Regions from separate parts of the Homo sapiens genome. Here region 1 is linked to region 2. A link is an interaction called in ENCODE POLR2A ChIA-PET data of the cell type or tissue named here. Cell type or tissue: HepG2. All regions are shown on one strand. Each heading gives the region's core, and the rest is flanking DNA. Links, peaks and the distances in the headings are about the cores only. Region 1 overlaps ARHGEF18 (Rho/Rac guanine nucleotide exchange factor 18). Region 2 overlaps INSR (insulin receptor).

Region 1 (4,384 bases), core at 208-4,207, 130 kb before region 2:
TGAATTATAAACAGCCTCAAAGGTCAAGGCCAGGAACAGGACTGTCTGGCGTGGTGTCTGTTCTCTGAAAAGCATCCCAACTTTATCGTGGAGACCCACCTTCTCTAATTACCTGGAGTATGACTCATTCTCTGTTCTGTTTGTTTAACTTACTGTGAGGCTGTTTCCTCCGTCTGTCCCACGGACGGGAGGAAACGGGACAGACTGTCACGTTGACTTTGAATACCTTTAAAAGCAGGTAGGCCTGTGGGGAGTTATACCTTGGGAGGACTTTTCTCAGCCTGCTGGGAATGAGACATGGGTGTTTTGGCCCCTTCATGCCTCCTGACACAGGTGGGGAGGGGTTTGTTGTCAGAGAACAGGGTTAGGGTCTGTGATTTATTTTTTTATTTTTATTTTATTTATTTATTTTTTTGAGACAGAGTCTCACTCTGTCAACGGGCTGGAGTGCAGTGGTGTGATCTCAGCTCACTGCAACCTCTGCTTCCCGGGTTCAAGTGATTCTCCTGCCTCAGTCTCCCAAGTAGCTGGGACTACAGGCAGGCGCCACCACACCCAGCTAATTTTTGTATTTTTAGTAGAGACGGTGTTTCACCATGTTGGCCAGGATGGTCTCCCTCTCTTGACCTCGTGATCTTCCCTCCTCGGCCTCCCAAAGTGCTAGGATTACAGGCGTAAGCCACCACACCTGGCTTGGTCTGTGATTTATTATTATTTTTATTTGTTTTTGCAGCTTTGCAGAGGCAAGCGTCTATGATTTAAATGCTAGCTTTGCCGCTTACTGGCTGAAAGACTTTAAATGACAATAACAAAAAATGAAGAGGATGATGATGATGATACAAGATACCATTGCCCGTGTGTACCAGACATCATGCTAAGTGAGTGCTACCCACATCATTTTTCTTTCTTTTCTTTTCTTTTCTTTTTTCTTTTTTTTTTTTTTTTGATACAGAGTCTCGCTCTGTCACCCAGGCTGAAGTGCAGTGGCGCAATCTTGCCTCACTGCAACCTCCACCTCTTGGGTTCAAGGGATCCTCCCACCTGAGCCTCCTGAGTAACTGCGATTACAGGCATGTGCCACCATGCCCCGCTAATTGTTTTGTGTTTTTAATGGAGATGGGGTCTTACCATGTTGGCCAGGCTGGTCTCAAACTCCTGACCTCAAGTGATCCTCCCACCTTGGTCTCCCAAAGTGCTGGGATTACAGGTGTAAGCCACCACGCCCAGCCTTTACCCACATTATTTCTTTTTTCTTTTTAGGAACAGGGTCTTGCTCTGTGGCACAGGCTAGAGGGCAGTGGCAAATCATAGCTAACTGTAGCTTTGAACACCTGGGCTCAAGCAATGCTGCCACCTCAGCCTCCCGAGTAGCTAGGATTATAGGCGAGTGCCACCACACCTGGCTAACTTTTAAACATTTTTTTTGTAGAGACGAGGGTCTCACTATATTGCCCAGACTCCTGAACTCAAGGGATCCTCCTGCCTCAGCCTCCCAAAGCGCTGAGATTACAGGAGTGAGCTTCCGCGCCCGGCCCCACATCATTTCTTTCACACAAACTCAAATCTTTCTTGACCTCAAAGGGTTGTCCTGCAAATCAAAATCAAATGATGTCTCCAGGAGAAAGAGCTTAATTCCCACCACCCTGAGAGTGGGCTGGATGTCACGACTCGTGGGCGGATCGCTTGAGGCCAGGAGTTCGAGACCAGCCTGGCCAACACGGCGAAACCCTGTCTCTACTAAAAATACAAAAAATTAGCCAGGCATGGTGGCATACGCCTGTAATCCCAGCTACTCGGGAGGCTGAGACAGGAGAGTAGCTTGAACCCAGGAGGTGGAGGTTGCAGTGAGCCAAGATTGTGCCACTGCACTCCAGCCTGGGTGACACAGCAAGACTCCATCTCAAAAAAAAAAAAATAAGTAAATAAGAAAGAAAGAAAGGAAGGAAGGAAGGAAGGGAGGAAGGAAGAAGGAAGGAAGGAAGGAAGAAAATGTAGGGTGGATGCAGTGGCTCACACCTGTAATCCCAGCACTTTGGGAGGCTGAGGTGGGTGGATCGCTTGAGCCCAGGAGTTCAAGACCAACTTGGGCAATGTGACAAAACCCTGTTTCTACAAAAAAAAAAAAAAAAAAAAAAATTATCCTGGTATGATGGCATGCACTTCTAGTCCCAGCTACTTGGGAGGCTAGGGTGGGAGGATTGCTTGAGCCCAGGAGGCAGAGGTTGTAGTGAACCAAGATCACGCCACTGCACCCCAGCCTGGGCAACAGAGCGAGACTCTGTCTCAAAAAAAAAAAAAAAATTAGCCTGGTGTGGTGCTACGAGACTGTAGTCCCTGCTACTCGGGAGGCTGAAGTGGGAGGATCTCTTGAGCCCAAGAAGTCGAGGCTGCAGTAAGCTGTGATCGTGCCACCGCACTCCAGCCTGGGCAACAGAGTGAGACTCTGTCTCAAAAAAATTAAAAATAACATGAGGAGAAGCTGGGAAGGAGGGCTTAAAGGGACTCTCTCTGCTTTCTTTGTACTTTCCTGTAAATATAAAATTAAAAGTATATTTTTTAAAAATCAAAGGGCAGGCCAGGCGCGGTGGCTCATGCCTGTAATCCTAGCATTTTGGAAGGCTGAGGGGGGTGGATCACCTGAGGTCAGGAGTTTGAGACCAGCCTGGCCAACATGGTGAAACCCCATCTCTACTAAAAATACAAAAATTAGCCAGGCGTGGTGGCGCATGCCTGCAATCCCAGCTACTCAGGAGGCTGAGGCAGGAGAATGGCTTGAACCTGGGAGGCGGAGGTTGCAGTGAGCTGGGATGGTGCCAACTGCTCTCCAGCCTGGGTGACAGAGCAAAACTCCATCTGAAAATAAATAAATAAAAATAAAAATAAAAGGGCATCATATGCCAATGGATTGGTGATCGGGGGCTCAGGCTGTGAGTTCAAACCCTGACTTGAGCAAAAACTTAACTTCTCTGGGCCTCAGTTTCCTCATCTGTGAAAGAGAGAAAGTGCTAGTGTCTACAGAGTTACAAAGCTGAATGAGGAAATCGGTTTAGAGCACTTACAGACCGGGCTCAGTAGTTCATACCAGTAATCCCAGCACTTTGGGAGGCATAGGTGGGAGGATCACCTGAGGCCAGGAGTTCGAGACCAGCCTGGACAACATAGCAAGACCTTGTCTCTATTTTTAAAAAATCTAAATAAAAACAAAATAAAGCACTTACAGTGCTTGGGATAGTGTAAGTGCTCCATACGGTAATGCTAACCATTGTTATTATTTGTGCAAAGTTTTCTGTGATTATAAAGTGACATTCAGGAAATTAGACGCTGTTGGAACTCTCATTGCTCAAGGTCATTTTTTTGTAAGGGGTTTATTGATTTGCAGGACATGATAAGCCACTCACCTTGCTTGCTACCAGATAACCTCGTTCAGGGGTTGGCAAACTTGCTTTGTAATGCTGCAAACTCAACTCTGCCAACCAGAAATGTAGCTTGAGCCAGACACGGTGGCTCATGCCTATAATCTCAGCACTTTGGGAGGCTGAGGTGGGTGTATCACTTGAGGTCAGGAGTTTGAGACCAGCCTGGCTAACATGGTGAAACCCCGTCTCTACTAAAAAAAATTAGCCAGGCATGGTGGCAGGTACCTGTAATCCCAGCCACTCGGGAGGCTGAGGCGTGAGAATCGCTTGAACCTGGGAGGCGGAGTCTCCAGTGAGCCGACATCACGCCACTGCACTCTGGCGTGGGCGACAGAGCGAGATTCTGTCTCAGAACAAAACCAAAAGCAAAGATGTAGCTTGGGAACCACCGAAGGTGATACATAAATGAACAGGCGAGCTGTCCTGCCACAAAACCTTATTTGCAGACTGTAAAATGCAAATTTCATAGAATGGTTGTGTGTCACCAAATATTTGTTTTCAACCATTTACAAATGTAAAAAACCCACCCCATTCTTAGCTTTCAGCGTATGCAAACAAACAAAAAAACTCAAAAAACAAAAAACAGCGCTGGGCGCGGTGGCTCACGCCTATAATCCCAGCACTTTGGGAGACCGAGACGGGCAGATCACGAGGTCAGGAGATCGAGATTATCCTGGTTAACACGGTGAAACCCCGTCTCTACTAAAAATACAAAAAATTAGCCGGGCATGGTGGCGGGCACCTGTAGTCCCAGCTACTTGGAAGGCTGAGGCAGGAGAATGGCATGAACCAGGAAGGCAGAGCTTGCAGTGAGCTGAGATCGCGCCACCGTACTCCAGCCTGGGCAACAGAGTGAGACTCCATCTCAAAACAAACAAACAAACAACAACAACAACAAAAACAGGTGATGGACTGCAGTTTGCCAGTCCCTGGCTTAGAAAATTGTTGCCGAACTTTTCCAAGGTCGC
Region 2 (4,384 bases), core at 304-4,303:
GATTTCATGCCAGCCGTGGTTCTGGGTGCTTTGATTAGGATATTGCATCCCATCTTCCCAACAATCTTATTTATTGTTGAGACCACTAAGGCTTCGAGAGGTTAAGCAACTTCTACTTCCAACACTGCCCCGCCCACCCCTTCCGCCGCGCACCCCACACACATGGGTAGTAAGTAGTGGAGATGGGATTTGAAGCTGGGGATTCTGGCTCAGAATCCAAGCTCTTTACCTTTGTGTCTTATAGATGTCATTGCGGGAAGTTGGTGAAATGCAGGAAACTGTAAAAAGAAAGGAAGGAAGGAGGGAAGGAAGGAAGGAGGGAAGAAAGAAAAGAAAAGGAAGGAAAAAAGGAAGGAGGGAAGAAATAAAAGGAAAGAAAGGAAGGAAGGAAGGAGGGAAGGCGGGAAGGAAAGAAGGAGGGAAGGAGAAAGGAAGGAAGAAAGAAAGGAAGGAAGGAGGGAAGGAAAGGAGGGAAGGAGAAATGAAAGAAGGAGTGAAGGAAGGAAGGAGGAAAGAAAAAAAGGAAGGAGGGAAGGAAGGAAGGAAGAAGGAAAGGAAGGAGGGAAGGAAGGAAGGAAAGAAGGAAAAGAAACTGGAGAGGAAATCTAGAATTTGCCCCTGCCAACATGTGTGTTGCCTCTTCTTATCAGCCTTCTCATTCTGTCTTGACTTAGGGCCTCTCCTATCAGACTAAGCTCTCCTGAAGGCAGGGACTTTGTTGTATCTCAAGCACCTGTCATAGTACCTGGCTCACAGTTGACAATGACATCCTTAACACTCATCAATAGCTAGTGTTTACTGAGCACTTACTATGTGCTAAGCAATGCCTTAGGGGATCCCATCACAGCCTATGAGGGTTTGTTATCCTCATTTTACAGAAGAGGGAACTGAGGCATGGCTAGGAATTATGAGACTTGCTCTAGGAGACCTAGCTGGGGAATGGTTTGACTTCAGACTTGTCTGACGTAAGGCCTTTGCCCAGTGATCAGCAAACTACGACCTGTGGGCCAAATCCAGTCCGCCAGCTGCTATTTTTGTATGACCTATGAGCTAAGAATTTTTTATTTTATTTTTATTTTTAGAGATGGGGTCTCACTCTGTCGCCTGGGCTGGAGTGCAGTGGGGTGATCATAGGCCACTGCCACCTCAGTCAGCCTCCTCAGTAGCTGGAACCACAGGCAGGCACCACCACGCCCAGCTAATTTCTTTTTATTTTTTTAGTAGAGATGGGGTCTTGCTATGTTGCCCAGGCTGGTCTCAAACAATTGGGTTCAAGCAATCCTCCTTTCTTGGCCTCCCAAAGTGCTGGGACTATAGGCGTGAGCCACTGTGCTTGCCTGGCTTAAGAATGCTTTTTCACATTTTTGGCCGGGCATGGTGGCTCATGCCTGTAATCCCAGCACCTTGGGAGGCCGAAGCGGGCAGATCACTCGAGGCCAGGAGTTCAAGACCACCCTGGCCAACATGGAGAAACCCCATCTCTACTAAAAAATGTACAAACATTAGCTGAGCGTGGTGGCGGGCACCTGTAATCCCAGCTACTCAGGAGGCTGAGGCAGGAGAATCACTTGAACCTGGGAGGCGGAAGTTGCAATGAGTGGAGATTGCGCCACTGCACTCCAGCCTGGGTGACAGGGTGAGACTCTGTCTATATATGAGCTGGACATTCAGCATTCAGGGATAGAGGCTGTTTCAGTGGGACTTGGGAGCACCACGGCCTGAGGCCATACAGCCCAGCTGCCCTTTGCTGGTACTTCCTTCCTTCCTTCCCTCTTTCCTTCCTTTCTTTCCTTTTCTTTCTTCCCTCCTTCCTTTCTTCCTTCCTTCCTTACTTTTTGAGACTCTGTCTCAAAAAAGAAAAAAAGAAAAAAAAATGTGGGGTAGAGCACTGTACTGAAAAAAATTCCACAGTAGTTGTAATTCATTTTTCACTCAGATGATTAGCATTTTTTTTTTTTTTTTTTGGAGCTCTCTGTTTGGGTGGAGGAGGGCAGTATATGTACAAGGCAAGGCCCCCACTCCACCCTCCTCCCTCCTCCCACCCCGCCTTTCCCCTTCGAGTGAGTCATCGAACCCGTGCTTCTAGACGTGTTTGGAGCAGAGCACCTGGAAATCATGATGTTCTCTAGATAACAGGGAATATTGATAAATTCCCTTGTGGCGATGTCACTGTCGTCCATACAGAAGACAGGAAAGTGTAACGCCTGCACACGGGGATCCAACAAAAAGAAAAAGATAAGGTGGGGGAGGCCGGGCACGGTGGCTCAGGCCTGTAATCCCAGCACTTTGGGAAGCCAAGGTGGGTGGATCAACTGAGGTCAGGAGTTCGAGACCACCCTGGGCCAACATAGTGAAACCCCGTCTCTACTAAAAATACAAAAATTAGCTGGGTATGGTGGTGGGCACCTGTAATCCCAGCTGCTTGGGAGACTGAGACAGGAGAATCGCTTGAACCCAGGAGGCGGAGGTTGCAGTGAGCCGAGATTGTGCCACTGCACTCCAGCCTGGGTGTCACAGCGAGACTCCATCTCAAAAAAAGAAAAAAAAAAAAAAAAAAAAAGGTAGGGTAGAGCATGTAACGTGAATGATGGCCCACTTGAATCTCTCATTCGTCTTTCTTCCCTTTTATGTTGTCAAAGATCTTTAAAAAAAAAATCTAGGAGAGAAACAAACAAAAAAAACTGTACTGAAAAAAATTCCACAGTAGTTGTAATTCATTTTTCACTCAGATGATTGGCATTTTTTTTTCTTGTTTTTTCTTTTTGAGACAAGGGTCTCAACTCTGTTGTCCAGGCTGGGGTGCAGTGGCGCAATCTTGGCTTACTTCCGCCTCCTGAGTAGCTGGAATTCCAGGCACGCACCACCATGCTGGCTAATTTTTGTATTTTTTGTAGACATGGGGTTTCACCACGTTACCCAGGCTGGTCTTGAACTGCTGGGCCCAAGCAATCCACCTGCTTCAACCTCCCAAACTGTTGCATTATATTATAGGTGTGAGCCACTGTGCCAGCCAGGATTGGAATTATTTATTTATTTATTTAGTGAGATGGAGTCTTGCTCTGTTGCCCAGGCTGAAGTGCAGTGGCGCAATCTCGGCTCACTGCAACCCCTGCCTCCCGGGTTCAAGTGATTCTCCTGCCTCAGCCTCCCAAGTAGCTGGGACTACAGGCGCCCACCACCACACCCGGCTAATTGTTGTGTTTTTTTTGTATTTTTAGTAGAGACAGGGTTTCACTATGTTGGCCAGGGTGGTCTCGAACTCCTGACCTCAGGTGATCCTCCCACTTTGGCCTCCCAAAGCGCTGGGATTACAGGCGTGAGCCGCCATGCCCAGCCCTTATTTATTCATTTTTATTTTATTTTAAAATAAAATAAATTTTAAAAATTTGATTGAAATTTTTTAAACAAACTTTTCACTTTGGAGATGATTGGATTTTGTAGAGCAGGAAAGAACAAGTACCCTAGAGAGTATGTTTCTGGGCTCCCGGCTCCTCTTCCGGGGGTTGAAGATGAATTGCCGTTGGCCTTTGTAAAAGAGGAGAGATTGTTCCAGATTGGAGTGGCAGAGATGTGCTTTGGTTTGGGTGGCAAGGATCACAAAGAAAGAAGATGAGGTTGGGTGTGGTGGGTCATACCTGTAAACCCAGCACTTTGGGAGGCCGAGGCAGGAGGATCACTTGAACCTAGAATTCGAGCTCAGCCTGGGCAACATAGCAAGACCCCATCTCTACAAAAAATTTTAAAAAATTAGCCAAGCATGGTGCTGTGTGCCTATAGTCCCAGCTACTCAGGAGTCTGAGGTGGGAGGATCGCTTGAGCCTGGGACTTTGAGGCTGCAATGAGCTATGATTACACCACTGTACCCCAGCCTGGGTAACAGAGTGAGACCCTGTCTCAAAAACAAACAAACAAAAACAGAAGGAAGGAAGGAAGGAAAGAAAGAAAGAAAGAAAGAGAAAAGACAAGACAAGAAAAAAAAAAAAAAAGAAAAGACAGGGTGAGAGGGAAGGGTATTCGGGTGGATGAAATGGCAAAGAGAAGGCCAAGAGGCGTTTTGTGGGCAAGAGTGAAGAGGGTGCCTCATGCCGGGAAGGGAGGCTTGGACCAGTGCAGGGTCCTTATGGGCTCCAATGCCGTCATGAAGGTCACACAGGGGCTGTGTTTAGGAGGGGCTGTTTCCACCAATACTGAGTGGACAGCCTTGCTGAGCCAGGCTTTTTGTTGCGTCCCCGAAGTCCTTGCTGAGTCAGGGAGGAAGTCAAAGTAACTATCAGGTTAGATAAGCTGATGGGTGGGCAGAAAGTGTTTTGGTGGGTTCAAGGCTGCGCTGAAAGATGGTAGACCAGTTGACCGTGTGGTCACTTGGCTGCCCCAGAGATGATGC

What was found. Peaks named below come from ENCODE experiments on the same cell type or tissue, not always from the same donor. Only the 100,000 strongest peaks of a DNase experiment are listed, where the experiment ranks them.
Region 1: POLR2A ChIA-PET joins it to region 2 with 6 read pairs; 3 of 35 experiments call an interaction of 5 or more read pairs at or near these places.

Annotation. Positions count from the first base shown.
Region 1 is chr19:7,387,070-7,391,453 of GRCh38, reverse strand. The region is part of intron 10 of ARHGEF18 (Rho/Rac guanine nucleotide exchange factor 18); the gene reads right to left. ARHGEF18-AS1 (ARHGEF18 antisense RNA 1) reads left to right here. Exons shown (of 2, transcript NR_186326.1): 2 at 734-3,314. Among named protein-coding and RNA genes, the nearest start is that of ARHGEF18-AS1, 5.8 kb to the left of the region's middle. RefSeq lists an enhancer at 3,761-3,920. In HepG2, for the core only: no CTCF peak of the experiment used is centred there; no DNase peak of the experiment used is centred there.
Region 2 is chr19:7,255,108-7,259,491 of GRCh38, reverse strand. The region is part of intron 2 of INSR (insulin receptor); the gene reads left to right. Among named protein-coding and RNA genes, the nearest start is that of INSR, 37 kb to the left of the region's middle. RefSeq lists an enhancer at 1,241-2,103. In HepG2, for the core only: no CTCF peak of the experiment used is centred there; a DNase peak (open chromatin) is centred at 2,141.